Regions from separate parts of the Homo sapiens genome. Here region 1 is linked to region 2. A link is a contact called in ENCODE Hi-C or POLR2A ChIA-PET data. All regions are on one chromosome and are shown on one strand. Each heading gives the region's core, a stretch centred on a gene start or an enhancer-like site at or near the end of the contact. The rest is flanking DNA. Distances are from core to core; before and after follow the strand shown.

What was found. Hi-C counts contacts between places; a loop is a spot of excess contacts on that map. ChIA-PET counts read pairs that join two places held with the same protein, here RNA polymerase II (POLR2A). Pooled maps may share reads with other maps.
Region 1: a pooled map shows a loop between it and region 2 (4-fold over the local background). The contact joins the promoter of NXF1 here to the enhancer-like site in region 2. A Hi-C loop is called at or near these places in 5 of 50 pooled maps. POLR2A ChIA-PET finds 5 or more read pairs at or near these places in 4 of 52 experiments (T-cell, activated CD4-positive, alpha-beta T cell, activated T-cell and 1 more).

The regions. Positions count from the first base shown.
Region 1 is chr11:62,801,305-62,809,006 of GRCh38, forward strand. NXF1 (nuclear RNA export factor 1) reads right to left here and starts at 4,136. Exons shown (of 21, transcript NM_006362.5): 1 at 4,025-4,136; 2 at 2,488-2,674; 3 at 2,115-2,268; 4 at 873-956; 5 at 638-742; 6 at 435-515; 7 at 258-327; 8 at 25-113. The coding sequence starts at 4,052. It overlaps STX5 (syntaxin 5), which reads right to left. Exons shown (of 11, transcript NM_003164.5): 11 at 5,556-6,324. The coding sequence ends at 6,165. RefSeq lists enhancers at 3,929-4,428, 4,395-4,584, 4,605-4,654.
Region 2 is chr11:62,540,686-62,547,882 of GRCh38, forward strand. AHNAK (AHNAK nucleoprotein) reads right to left here and starts at 6,121. Exons shown (of 5, transcript NM_001620.3): 1 at 5,975-6,121. RefSeq lists enhancers at 225-484, 1,995-2,124, 4,628-5,138, 5,139-5,649, 6,228-6,758 and silencers at 4,793-4,922, 5,453-5,572, 5,583-5,632, 5,913-5,982, 6,103-6,272. Within about 2 kb of position 1,530, at least 37 of the 41 ENCODE cell types and tissues checked have a DNase peak (open chromatin) inside an H3K27ac peak, as active enhancers do.

The sequences.
Region 1 (7,702 bases), core at 2,886-5,385, 260 kb after region 2:
CTAATACTGGGCCAAAGGCCTTACCTCAGGGATGTTCTCTTCAATGATCCTCAGGGTAGCTGCCATACAGCTTCTGCGATTCAGGACAACGTCAATGTTCTGGGCCACCAAATCTTCAGGAAGCAGAAGGGAAGGAAAGGGAAGACTGAGAGGGTTTGCCCATGCCAGCATTAGCAGTAAAACATCCTCAAACTTTCCCTCCCTGACAGATCCCACCTTATCACCACCTATCTGAGAACTACTGCTGTCAACCATACCTGGGTCTGAACGGAGGCCTTTGAGGTCAAGGGCTTGTTGGGAGCCATCGTATCGTTTGCTCATGATCAGCTAGAGGAAAAAGAAGGGTTTAGTGGTCACTGGGTTTGTGTGTGGGGGGTGGGGGTGTGAGAAGTAGTAAGACTGGGTTGGAAACATCTAATTTGAGCCTGCCTCACCTTTAGCTGTTCTACTTGTTCTGGCTTCAGTTCATTCAGTATAGTGTGGGGTGGAGCAGAAGAGTTGATGATGATAGATATCTGGAGGGAAGACACAGAGGGCACAGAAAACTCTAGGGAAGCCTAAGCCGCAAGAACAAGACCCAGTCCCTGCTCTGAGCACCAACCTCCACCTCCAGCCAAGCCAGGCCCTTTAAACACACCCTTCGGTTCTCCCGATCCAAAATCTTATAGTTGACAGCCTTCAATGCAGAGGCAGTACTGGCGTCTTCAACGAAGAACTGGGCCCGTGTATTCTCATAGTGAAACTACAAGAGGAAACAGGAGCATTACACTGGGAGTCCAGAGCCCTTGGGGAGGGGCATTACGCTGGGAGTCCAGCTTGCCCCTTCACCATCCCTGGTGCCTGGCCAGCCAGCCACTCAGGCCTTGTCTTACCTCAATAGGGGTGAAGGGCACACTGCACTTGCTCTGAATCATGCTCAGGAGCCATGCCTTGTCATACTTTCTGCCATAAGGAATCTAGAAATGAGAGAAAGAGAAAAGAAGGGAATGATAAGTAAGGCTGAATAGCAGACCCAATACAATGCCTTTTATACCTTCTACCAAACTTTTAAAGACTATCTAAAGAAAGGACCAGTACTAGGTTTTCTACTTGAGATACACATAGATTCTTTAACTCCTTTCTGTCTACTTACACTTACTATTTTTTCTTAGTAACAGGGCCTCACTCTGTCACTCAGGCTGGAGTGCAGTGGTGCGATCATAGCTCACTGCAGCCTTCATTTCCTAGGCTCAAGCGATCCTCCTGTCTCAGCTTTCTGGAGTAGCTAGGACTACAGGCATGTACTACCATGCCCGGCTAATTTTAAAATTTTCTGTAGAGAAGGGGTCTTGCTGTATTTCCCAGACTGGTCTTGAACTCCCAGCCTCAAGTGATCCTCCACCTCGGCCTCTCAAAGTGCTGGGATTACAGGCATGAGCCACTGTACCCAGCCCATTTACACTTATAATCTCTCAAAAAAAAATCAATTTTATTTATTCTAAAAGTTCCAAGATATTATTTACACCTTGCCTGCCCCTCAGAGAACTCCAGGGCACTCCAGGGACTCCAAGCCCCACACTCAGCCTGAGCCAAATGAAGACATCCAGAGGAATTACTCCCTCCCCCAACCAAAATTTTCATATTTCTCTTCCACCCCTTCTCTGAACCTGCTCTAAGGTGTTGGAAGATACTGATTCCTAGGAGAAAAGATAGATACTTGAGTGTGGAGTAATCAGATGACAAGGAGAATTTTTGGGCTGGGTGCGGTGGCTCATGCCTATAATCCCAGCACTTTGGGGGGCCAAGGCGGGCAGATCATGACGTCAGGAGTTCGAGACCAGCCTGGCCAATACAGTGAAACCCCGTCTCTACTAAAAATACAAAAATTAGCCGGGCGTGGTGGTGGGTGTCTGTAGTCCCAGCTACTCGGGAGACTGAGGCAGAATAGCTTGAACCCGGGAGGCGGAGGCTGCAGTGAGCCGAGATCACGCCACTGTACTCCAGCCTGGGTGACAGAGCAAGACTCCATTTAAAAAAAATAATAATAATAATTTTTGTGGAATAAAATTAAACATCTCCACTCTCAGCGTGGCCTCCTATCTCTACTGTACCATCTACTTTCTCAAAGTACTCACTGTAATCTTGAACCAGTTCTTTGAGGTCCCATCCTGGCTGGTGCCAGCCCCTCCTCTCTCTGGAGGAGCTCTGTCTCTCCGCACAGTAACATGAATGCGATCTCGATCATGCCAAGTATCACCCCGACGGTTAGGTCGGGTGGTATAGGGGTTGCTGTGGGTAAGCAGAGAATAAAATGACCACAAATGCTAGGAAAGTCTTCTCAAAGGCCTTCCTGCACTGTTAGTGGGACTACAACTAAGACTGTTTAATCACTAAGCTAGTCCTGGCATTTCTCACTCTAACAGGTGGGAAAGGAAATGACATGGACAGTAAAAGGGCCATATAATCTCATGAGCCACTAAATTCAAACCAGACCAACTGGTCACTCACTATCGTACTCGGGGACCATCCTGGGCATCACTCATTGCCACATCTCCATCATCTTCCTCAAGGCGGGAAGACCGAATACCAGAACCGCCTCTTCCAGACCTACGGTTTCCTTCACCATATTTCCACCGGAAGGGACCCCGGCCTTTCTTCTTTCTTTGAGGGAAATTAACGCGTTCATCATCGTGTTCTAGAGTTAGAAACAGGAACACAAATTAGAAGTAAGTAACTGGTCCGGTTTGGTGTGGCAATCATAGCTTCTAGTACTCTGAACTATTGGAAGAGATACATACTAACGACAGAGGCCATCTCCATGCAAACTCCGCTCCCTATCCACAGGAAAGAACCCTCTCTGTGGGAGGGCAGCATCAGGGAAAAGTTACTGGAAAACTGTGTAGGGCTTTTGAAAAATGAAGTAGAAACTGGAATTAGAGAGAAGCAGGATGTAGAAATGTGAGACCCAAAAGTGTAACTGAACACAAATCAGACCTCTGAAAGCCACCTGAAATCTGCCACTCAGTACTTTGTCTATACAGTGCAGACGCCAGTTACAAATATGACCAGTTTAAGGATCCTCTAAAAATTCTCCTTGTTCTCAAACTGCCACTTTGAAGTTTTGTGAGGAGCTCTTCGTTTCCATGGCCAGAAATGTCCTTTAACTCAGGAGACAAATTCTAGACTCAGGCTCTAGTGGCAGTGCCAGGCTAGGGTGCTTAACCAGGGACCCTGGAATGCTCTCCAGGAAGATGACCTTCTGATTCATGCTGTGTAGGACTGGCGTCTTAAAAAAGGTCCCTAACTCCCAAAAGAGGTCTGCCTAATACCCAGCACTCTGTAAACAATGAATCTCAACAAATGACCCTAGGAAAAAAGAACATAGAAGGCGCAGCTAACATTCACTGAGAACTTTCTCCAGTGCCGGCCACTATGCTTCAGGCACTTGATAGGAATGATCTCATTTCCCCTCCCCACACACACTCTTAAGAAATGCTGTTGTTATTCCACATTAAGGGGGTGGAAAACGAGAGTTTTAAATTCACGGTTTCAACCTCCACCACGCACTCCTAACTTACTACAAAGAACTAACACCCAGTGTAGTGTTCAGACTAGAATATCCAGTTGATGTGTAAGTCTCGAATATTAAGCCAAAGCCCAGGCCCGAGAGTTCAAGACCGACTGGACGCAGTAAAAAATAGGGCATCAGGGCAGCCCACGAGCAGGGCACTCACTCACATTAAAGGAAGAGTCAGGCCGCCAAACCTAACTGACAGGCATCAACCACCCACAAAGTTCAAAGGAATCCCGTCACCCTACCCCCGAGCCATCCGCTCCGAGCCGCAGGTCCCCCAACACCAGGATGCCAGCAGGAATCCAGGAGTCAACAACTCGGGTGTCCACCTCGAGTGCCCGGCCCCCCGCGCGCCGCTCCCCGCGGACGCCGGGCCCCTAGCGGCCTCACGCCCCGGGGGCTGAGGCCTAGGCCGGCGCCGCCCACCCGCGCCCCAGATAGCCAGTTCCCGACCCGAAGACCAGCACTTACCGCTGTACGACTTCCCCTCGTCCGCCATGCCACAGCGAAGATCAAGGGCGGGCTCAGGCGCTGGCCGCTACGCCGGCAAACAACCTAACTCCCAAGCGCTCAGGACCGAAGTGTCCCTACGCCGGGCGCCACCGCATTTATACAGCAAAGCACGTCGCGCGCCGCTGACGTCCCAGGCTGTGGGCGGTGCCGCCGCCCGGAGAAAGCGCGGCCCCCTGCGCGTGCGCACACTTAAGGCCGTCGTTCGAGGGGCGGGGCCTGGCCCTCCACGCCCCGCCCAAGACCTGAACTTGCGGAACCCCGGCTGGCAGCCAGCATGTCCCCGCACCTTTTCATCTGTCCGCTGACGCTGCCCTGGCAGCTTCAGAGTTAGTGCTAGAGCACAGTGCTGCCGCCGCAGCCCAGAACTCAGTGAGGAAGGGGGCCGCACAAAGGGCTTCAGAGGAATGGAGACCGCGCCTCCAGGTGGGAGTGATGGCTCAGACCCCTACCGGAATCTAGCCAGTGTTTCAGCTCGGCTCCTTGTCTATACCTCGCTTTCTTCGCCTATAAGATGGATTAACAAATCACGAAGTTGAGAATTAGAATGTGAGCTCGAACGTTGACTAATTAAGGGCTTTTTTTCCTCGAGGGCTTGACTCGGCAGGTACTATGCCTGGCACATGGTAAAAACTCAACATATATTTGTGAAATAAATGAATTTGTGTTATGAATTTCCCCCACCCCGCCCCGCCCTGAGTTGCTGAGTCAAATGATACGACATCTGTCAGGGGTTTGGCGAGCATTGTCTTCACAGACCTTCCATCAATGGCGTCCCCTACTAGAAACCCATCGTGTCAACGGGGCAGACAGTGAAGCTCACCAGCAGTGGCAACTTGCTGGAGATGCCGAGGAGGACATTTTAAAATATCAGGGCCTTGGGCTCTCCTAGACCCCCAAAAGCACCACCACCAGCCCCTGACTGTTGTCTCTATAGCTTCAACTTCCTTTGGAATGTATGAGACAGGGGCACTCGAGTGACCTCAGAATGTGGTTGTGAGTCTCGGTCAGGAAGAACAAAGCACACTAATCTCCCTGGACGGTGGGTATTCTGGGCAGGTGTCTCCATTCTCTGTGACTGGCTTTGATTTGGTGAAGTGCTTGGAGGGAATCAAAAGCCTCAACTGGAGTTGGGAACAAATTCTTCACCTTCCACTCCTGGAAGCAGGCAGAGCTTCTGCCTCGCTTAGCTCAAGGAAGAATTACGGCCAAATAGTTGGAGGATACAGATGAAACAGGTCCAAACACTGCTTGAGATAGTCCTGGAAGTTGCCCCCAATCAGGGACCCCCTCTGGGATCCTGCTCCCCTGTGTGAAAGGAAGTTTCCACGCTAATGAAGTGTTGCAACACTTGGTTCTCCCCTGCCTAGAGGCAGCTGTGTGTCAGAGCCCAAAATAGCCTGTGTCAGCAGTGATACCTGGCAGAGCCATTAGCCCAACCCTTTCAGTTCTGGTACTGGGCAGTGGGCTCTCTCCACTCGCTGCCTAGGCCCTTCGACGCTCCCACCCAGAAATGATGACATGGCTAGTGAGGCTGACAGTCTTGCTGTAATTGGGAGAAAACGAGCTGCAGCACATTTGGCAGATTGAGTCACCAGCAGCCAATGTCAGGGGTTGTGCAGGCAGCTGAAGGGCTCAGGGCTCCCTGCCTCACATGGTGAAAGAGGAAGAAAGAGGTCAATTGGGAAAATTGGTCCCTGGGGCTGCTTCCTCTCTTCACTCACAGGAAGGTGGGTAAGGGCATCATCTCCCTTTGCTGCCAACGCTTCCTTTGGGAGAGGCTGGAGAGGGTTTATAAAAATCTCCTAGTGGAAACAACCTCCCCCACTGGCCCCCAGCTGGCCTCTGCTCCCTTCCAGTCACTTCACAGCAGAGTTCAAATCTAGAACCCTGTGTGTTTCATAGGCCTGAGGGTGGTGGGGGGAGGACAGGGTGGCCAGAGGCAAGGGGTGGGGGATCAGGGGCAGTGGTCATTCTTAGCAGTTCCAGGGAAACAGGGCCTTTCTCCCAAGTACCCTGCACAGGCTCAGTGGCAGCACTGGCCACTTGCCTTCCCAGGAGGGTCCCAAACCCCAACAGAGTGCCTCAGAGTAGAGAGGGTTCAAGCAAGGAAGACCACAAAGATGATGAAGAAGACAATGAGGATGAGGAAGATTTTGACCATGAGCCACCGGTTGGAGGTGACAGACTGGAAGTACTTGAGGATCTCTGAATGGGCGGCCTCAACGTCCAGCTGGGCTCCTAGCACGTTCTCGTCGATCCTGGGGACAAGGCCGGGAGAAGAGGAAACAAAAGGACACTGGATTAAAAAGAATGCTGTTGAAGTCCATTTATTGACATGGAAAGATGGTCACAATATGATCCCATTCTTATATATATTTGTGTATAGAAAAGGCTTTGGAAGGGTACTATAAACAAGTTATTTCTGGTTTGAAAACCAACTCTGCCATTTATTAGCTTAAGACTCTAAGTTAGTCTAACTTCAAGCTTCATTTTCCTCACCGGCAAAATGAGGATAACCCAAACCCTACCTTCTCTCAGGCTACTGTCTGTCTTCAATGAGTTAGTATAAAGTCCCTAACCCACAAGAGCCCCGAAAATGTTAGTTACAATTTTTCCTCATCAGTATTTACATTTTTATCTGGTGAGTATGTATTATATTTATTGTAAGGGGAAAAATGTTCACAGACCATTGCAGTCAGGAAATCATGGTTCTGAGTGAAAAAGGAAAACATAATGACACGGACAGGAAATCAGGGGATAAAAAAAGCTCTATGGCCAACCATGGTGGCTCAGGCCAGTAATCCCAGCACTTTGGGAGGCTGAGGTGGGCAGATGGCTTGAGCTCACGAGTTTGAGACCAGCCTAGGCAACATGGCAAAACCCCATCTCTGCAAAAAATACAAAAATTAGCTGGGTGTGCTGGTGTGACCCTACAGTCCCAGCTACTCGGGAGGCTGAGGTGGGAGGATAGCTTGAACCCAGGAGGTTGAGGAGCTTGATGCTGCAGTGAGATTGTGCCACTGCACTCCAGCATGGGTGACATAGCAAGACTGCCTCAGGGGGAAAAAAAAAAAAAAACACCAAAAAAAAAGGTATATGGACCCTAGTTTTGGCCAGGCTGTAATCCCAGCACTTTGGTAGGCCCAGGCAGGAGGATCACTTGAGCCTAGGAGTTGGAGACCAGCTTGAACAACATGGTAAGACACTTGTCTCTACTAAAAAAATAATAATAAATAAGTATATTGGAGGATGTGAGTAGATTACATGCAAATATGACAAGATTTTATGGGACTTGCGGATGCATGGATTTTGGTTTCCTCTGGGGCTCTTGGAGCCAATGCCCCACAATACCAAGGGATGAGTGTGCTTAATCTGATAGTTAGCACCTTGAACAAGTGATTAAATTGACATCAGCAATAAAAGGGATAACCTCATCAAGTGCCTACTAATGTAATCATCGCAGCACTAATTTAATCAGTGTTAGATTTAATTTAACATTGAACAAAACAAGTTGATGTCATGAAAAATAAAACAAAAGGCCCACTGAAGACACACATCAAATACAAAATGTGAATCTTCCTGGGTCTTAAATTGAAAGAAAAAAGATAAAAACTTTTGTTTTAAATATCAAATGGG
Region 2 (7,197 bases), core at 280-2,779:
GAGCAGGGCCAGAGTGGAGACCCCCTAAGGCAGAAGACTGCTTGGAGGGCAGAAAAGAATGAGATGGCGAGGCCGCTCCAGCTGCAAAGGTGAGAGCACGTATGCCTGACGCTGCGGGACAGACTGTAATTCAGGCCAGAAGCAGCAAGAGAACAGCCCATCCTGTCACTTCAAAACTGCAAAGAGGATGTGCCGAGCAGCAGGGCTCTGCCCATACCCTGCAACTGGGGACAACGCCAAGTAGACGCAGAACTCCAGGAAGCAGATTCTTGACCCCAGCAGATGGCCTCTGCCAGGGGTGACCTCCAGAGGAGCCTCCTTCCTCCACTGCCCTCGGAGAACAGTGCCCCTTCCCCGGAGGAGCCAGTATAAAGACAGCCAGGATGGAAACCGGGCCAACTGCTGCAGCAGCTAGAGACAGCCCTGCAGCCAGCGTCAGTGTGGAGATGACAGGAATTGAAACACACACTCCCCCAGAGACAGGCCACAGGCCTCAGTGCCCAAATGCACCAAACCTGAGGACAAGATACACACCACAGGGGCCCATGACTGTGCATCCACCCAGCACAGGCGGGACACAGGAGGCAACCCTCCGAGGGGAAGAAAATCACCCCATCCGTGGTAGGGAGGGTACCGGCCACAGTGAAACTTCCGCCCAGCATGGCAGCACGCACATAGGCCAATCGACCCACCACACACACAAGGCCAAAGAGAAGCAGTCCTCATCCCAGGAACAAAATGACTCATGCCCAGAGTTAGAGACCCCTACCAGAGGGGAAGCCCCCAACATTCGGAACCAGGAGGAGAGGGAGGCTATTCAGAGAGACACACCCAGAAGACAGTATGGTCTGCTCTCATAAACACTCAACAGGAGGCAAAGAGGAACAGAAAGTTCCATGTTGAAAGAAAAAAAAACCCCACACACAAGTAGAAAGAGAATTCTGCAGAGCGCTCTGATGTGCCAGGGACTGTGTTGGCAACATCCCATGCCTGGGGTCTCATTCAACTCCCAAATGATGATGCTATGTCAAAAGAATTAATATCCTTATTTCAGAGAAGTGAAAGCAGGCCCAAGAGATAAGATGACTTGCCCAAGTGTGAGACAGAGTTGAAATGCAAGCCCAGGAGTCTCTGACCCCCAAGGCCCTTGTTCCAAAGGAACAAGGGTGACATCCCTTCCAGGGCCTGGCCCTCTGAATGGACCCCCGAGGATGCAGCTGCCAGGCTTGTTTAGGAAAAAACATTATGCCACATTCTAACCGGAGCAGAAGTGCGCAGACATCTCAGAGTCTAAGCTGGCATTAACAACTTTTACAAACCCACCTAGCTGATTCTGGGCAGTGTGCAGGGAGGAGGGGCAGGTTAGGGAGGTGGAATTACCAGGAAGAATTAGATGAACATGTTGCAAAACACATGCAACTTGGGCACCTTCAAAGAAAGGCACACAAGCACACACACACACATACACACCATTAGTACACGGAGACCCTCAGCCCCATTCTCCACTCTACACAGCCCAGGGCAGCCTGCAGCCCCAGCCAGCCTTCACCGGCTCACAATAGACAGTTGTCCTGCAGGTCCCTATGCCTGTTTACCTGGCACCTGTGTCCCTTGAGCCTGCACCTCCCCTTGTGTGTGTGCACCTGCCTGGCCTCCTCCCTGCTCCCTGCCCTTAGGAGAGGGAGGCGCCAGCCCAGCCACAACTCCCACCAGGAGGAAGTTTTTCCATCCTTGTCATTCCAGCCCTCCCCTCCCCATCACCCCCTTCCCCTGGCCCCTCACATCATGCTGACTTCCAGGGCAGCCCTTACACCCCAACCTCAGCCAGCTGGTTGCTTTCTGACTCTGCTGTGACGCCTTTCTCCATCTCTCTCTACCCCAGCCACGCACAGCCCCATCCCATGCTACAGTGAGCTTGGAAGCCCTGAAGCTCCAAGCTCTCACTTCCAGCAGCGAGGGAGATTCCCTCTTCCCTCCCTGGCCAGGAGGGACTCTGCAATCCTTGTGAAAGGGGGCTGGGGACAGCCTATGATCCAGTGGGGAGTCCCCACACCTGGACACAGAAGCAGGGAAGAGTGGGCCTTTACCCAGAACCACTGGGATTAAGACACCAACTCTGAGGGTGGCGTCCTATAGGAGAGGGGGTGGAGCAGAACGCTTGGTCTTGCCCTGTGGGGTAGATTACAGTTTGGAAGCTGCCTGTCTGCCCCACCCAAGGCCGGGATCTGGGGAGGGCGCTGCTTGCTCTCCCCCCAGCGGTCGGACCACGCTACTGCAGGGGCGTGGGGCCAGGCCGCTCCGGCTCTGTCGCTGAAGAGCTACCCCCGAGCCCCGCCAGGACACGTAGCTGTAGACGGGATCAGCTCCAGGCACTTCCCCTTCCCCCAGAACCTCCGCTCCAGCCCCCGGGGGACCGGGCAGGATGCCCCTCCCTGACAGGCCGTGTGCAGTGCCTTGCTTAGCCTGCTCAGCTGGGGCCTGCACCCCCAAGGCTGTCCTCAACCTCCCAAAGGCTTCTGGACACAAACTGCGCGTGCGGACATGTCCAGGACCGAGAAACTCACTTCAGTCCTTACCTACAACCCCTACGGGCCCGCAGGAAACCTCCACCACCAGAGCAGAATGCCACTGCCATCCTCTGCCTCCAAGCCCGATGACAACGCAGGCAGAGGTGACACATCCAGGCACGCCACAAGGGGAAGACCTTCATTCACAACCAGTGGGATACTCTCTCACAGGCAATGACACACATCTCACTCAGAGACAAGCTGTGACATGGTGGTCACAAGGACCTAAAGCCACAGTGGGACGACACCTGCAATGCTATCAGTGACCTACCTAAGACTGCCAGCGACAGCTCAGCCACAGCCCTGGTGGGAACTGAGGCCAGCAGGGAGGAAAAGGGGCTTCATTCCTTCGGAATCCTCTTGTGGCCCACCCACGTGCCCCCCACACTCCCTCGGGCACACCCAGGAACGCTGGAAATTGCTCGTGCTCAGGAAGCCTTGGGAGTCCCACCGGATGGCCTGAGCCCAGGGAAATGCCAGCCTGGATGAATCGATGGGGGACGAAGAGAAGTCAGAAGGCCCTCCATCCCTGCCACTGCCACCGCCCAAGCAGCACATTCTAAATCCTCCCCAGCGGCCATCACCCTTCCTCAAACCTAAGCGTGCACAGCACGGTGCCAGCCCAGCTCCGGGGAGAGAAACTTTGGGGCCTCGGGAATGGTGGGGGAGAGAGCCACACTGTTCCCATAAGGAGTAGGACTAGCTCTCCCGGTCTGTCTCTCTGTCTGTCTCCAGGCAGTTCCCAAGTTCTAAAGAAGGTGGTGACCACACCCCAGAGCCCCACACACCCCTCCGCCCCCACGGCTTTGCCCCAACCCCTCAAACCAGCTCCTCAGGCTCAGGGTGACCGGCTCTGCCAGGACCCACCAGCCAATTCCAAGTCGAGCAAAAGAATCCAGCCTGGCAGCACCGCCACCTTTCCCCAGGACTTCCTGAGGGCTAAGATGACTCCGGGGACCCCCAGCCAACTCCGTACCCTGGGCTGACGCTGGACCTTCTCCCTCAACAGGTCCCTGTGTCCCACCCCTGGCCCTGGACCATGTCTGGCTGCCACAAGTCCTCAGCTCCGAGGGGTTGGCTCCTCAAGGAGTTCCCGGACCAGGACCCCTGAATCGCTGCTGTGGGCCTCCATATCAGCCCGCATGACTTATGTGGCTCCCCATGTGTCCCTGTTCTCTGACCAGTGTCCCTGTGCATAACCTCTTAGGGACAAAGGCTTTAGAGAGGGGCTCAGACACCCTCTAACCCACATTCCCACAGCCCCCAAACCCTGCGACCTCTCCTAGCTCCACTCTTACCCTCCCTAGCTCCTCTCCCACCCTCCCTCACCCCAAAGCTCACAGCTCAGAGCAAAGAGGTGCCCCTAACTTGGGGGCTCCCCTGTCCTCCCCATTCTGCACAGGCCACTATCCACGCGGTGGGGGGTGGGTGACCCCGCTGTCCCTAAGGACTGGAGAAGGAAGCTTCCCCCCATTCAGCTTCTGAAAGGAAGTGAGTGCCACACCCTGCCCCTGGGATTTCCCTCACGGGGAGGGGATGAAAGCGAGATCTCTACCCTGAATTACAGCCAGTATAGGTGCAGGGGCCCTTAAACGCCTTCCCCCACTCTCAGCTTCACTGCTGCAGCCCCTCACTGTATTCCACAAAATCAACCCAACACCTACCATGCACTAGGCTGTGCTGGGACGGGCAAGCAGAGAGCAGGAGCCCTGCAATCCGAGGTTGGATTCTAATGAAGACGGGTTCGAAACCAGTATTTACTGAGCGCCCAGCGCTGTGCTGGAGACACAGAGGTAGATATCTCGGTCCCTTTTCCTCCGGAGACTCCGGAGGTCTAAGGACCTGACTGACTTGGGAGGCTCCCACACTGCCTTTCCACAAATCCCCTCCACAGAGCAGGGCACTCTGCAGCGACCGCACGCTCCCTGGGAGCACCTCACTGCCACGGTCGCCGCGGCGGGAGCCACACCCTGCGAAACCGGCAAGCACACACATCGCACACAACCCTCAGTGGCCTCATTGTGCAGAGGGGCCAGAGCCGTTCCCCACCTTGTTGTGGGGCCTCGGCTACAGCTGAGAACACCCATCTGCCCCCTCCGCACCCCTCCCAGCAAGGGGCACAGCCAGCCCTGTTTGGGCCCCTGGAGTCCCTCATGGTCAGCGCCGCCAAGGGGCTGCGCCCCCACATCCCGGCCTGGGCACTGCTGGGGGGCGACCAGCCCTGCCAGGGACGGCCCAGGCCCTCGCACACTGCACACACACACCCCCTCCCCTTGCATGGGAAAGCCTTACATAACACAGCTCTGCACACACCCTAAGCACGCTGCCTTTCCAACTCTAGGCGAGACCTCGCTTCGGGCCCCCTCTCCTGGCGCGCACCGCTGGAGCGCAGGGTTCCAGCGAGCGCAGCTTAGCCCTCCTCCCACGCCAAGCCCGGCTCCTGCCCCCAACTCCCACACACAGCCCCTTCCTCCTCCCCTTTGCCCCTCACCACTCCTCCCTGAGTTCTGGTTTGAATTAGTCACCGGCTCCAACCACCACATTCCTCAGGCTGCTGGCGCCGGGCCAGGCTCTGGGGCGGGGGCCATCCCGCCCGGACGGGTTTGGGAGTTGGGCGGGGGGAAAGCGCCGCCTCCGGAGGGGAAGGGGCGGTCCCGAGGACTGGGCCGCCGCAGCGCACCCCCCTCCTCGCCCACCTCAGCATAGGAATCTCCCTAATTTTGTCCCCCTCCCCACCCATCCCGCTGGGAGGCGCATTGCAAACTTCCAGGTTCCGCGGCCCGAGAGGAAGGTTTTCTGGAGCGGGGAACGCGGAGAGGCAAGGCTAGGGCGGGGCAGCTGGAGGAGGCTGAGGGGCTGGTGGTACAGAACAGGGTGGGGCCTGGACGACTCGGGACGCGGTTAGGGGCAGAGGTGCAGGGAGCGCGGAAGGACAGCCGAGGGGGCGCACGGTGCGGGGTCGCGGAGGCGCGGAGGCGCTGGGGGCCGCGGTGGCGATCTCGGAAATTTCCCCTCCAGTAAACATGGGATACGAACGGAGCAGCCCCCGAGCCACCGCCCCATGCAGGGAGAGGAGGTGGGACAGAGGCCACCAGGCCCGGAACGGGGCGCCCTGCCTTGCAGTGGAGCCAACAGTCCGCCCTCCGGAGAAATAAAGAGTGGAGCAAAGCACTTCGGAGCGATTTTCCAACTTTAACCAACTTGCGCCCCAACTCCAGAGGCAGAACTCCGCTCCCAGAGAGCGACGCGTCGCCGCCCCGGGTGGCCCCGCTTGCTCCAAACTGCTTGAATCCTCACAGTGACACCCCCAACAACGCGCCCTGCCGGAGCACCGCAACCCACCTCCCCGCGACCCGCCCTTGGTGCCCCGGACCCCGATGGCGCCACGGTGCGCCTGGCGCCCCTACCTGAGGGCTCAGCCCCAGGGCACGGCCATAGCCGGCGCGAGGCCCAAGGCTGCGGTGCTGCGGCTACTGGCGGCGACGAGCCCCGTTCCGGGCGGGTCTGGCAGGGCGGGCGGTGCAGTCCCCGCGGCAGAGCAGCTCCGAGTGGCCGGGCCCCCGTGCGCGGAGGCGGCTCTTGTAACTCCGGCTCGGGCGGGCGGGTCTGCCCGGAGCTGTGGGGAGAGGGCGGGGCCGGGCGGGGCCGGAGCGGGGCTGGGACTGGCGAGCGGGGCAGACCCTGGAGGGACCCGGGAGTGGGCTGCTGGGGAGGGGGGCCGCTGGGGGACGCGGGGACATTCTTTCCCCCCCTCCCCGCATCCACTGCCCCCTGTCCTGTCCCGGACCTGGACCTGCTCTCCAACATGTGCACTGTGTGGCTTCATTGGCAAGAAACTCCTGCAGGCTCCCTGGGCTCACCCTCACAGCTGGAACTGCGAATCAACTTATTTTGCAGGAAGGGCCTGGGGGCTCTGAAGGTGGCTGGGTGATTCAGCCGCGACCGTCAGCTTGCTCCGGACCTTTGAGTTTTCTCTCAGCTTAGGCAACTACACTTCAGATCCCAGGCCCCAGCCTCCTTGCTTGGTTCCCAAGCTCCGTGCTGCCGCGCCCATTTCTCGCGTTCTCTCTTTCTGGGGGCCCCTCCGTCCATATCCGCACAGAACTGGCTTGGATTTCCACCCCCCAGGAGCCGGGGTCACCAGTGCCTCGCGCACCGCGGTGCTGCGCAGGCCGCGGGCATACGGGGGTGAGGACCCCGGGCGTTGGACAGCGGACCCGACGCCCACCTTCCTCTCCAGACTCCCGCCCCCAGGAGCCAGAGCCCCAGCGCTTCCTCTGCCTCCCATTCCTTCTCTGAGCGCCGCCCCCGCCTCCCCACTTGCGGGACGCTGAGTCTCCTAATTTACAGCGATTTCCCACAGCCACTTCTAACTACATCGAGATTTTATTAAACGTTTAATGATGGGGTGCGGGGGCCTTCTGGCTACACACTCCCCTCCACACTCCCTTTCTCTTCTCCCTCATGAGTCCTTTTATCCTCCCTCCTAGGTGGCCACCCACTGCCCGCTCCAAGCCAGTTTCCCCTCCTTCCCAAATGCTAAGGAAAGAGAGACCCCAGGCTGGGGAACTAAGGAGACCTGGCCAAGGCAGGAGCGCCCTCCTTGCTGCAAGATCATGAGTGGGCTGGA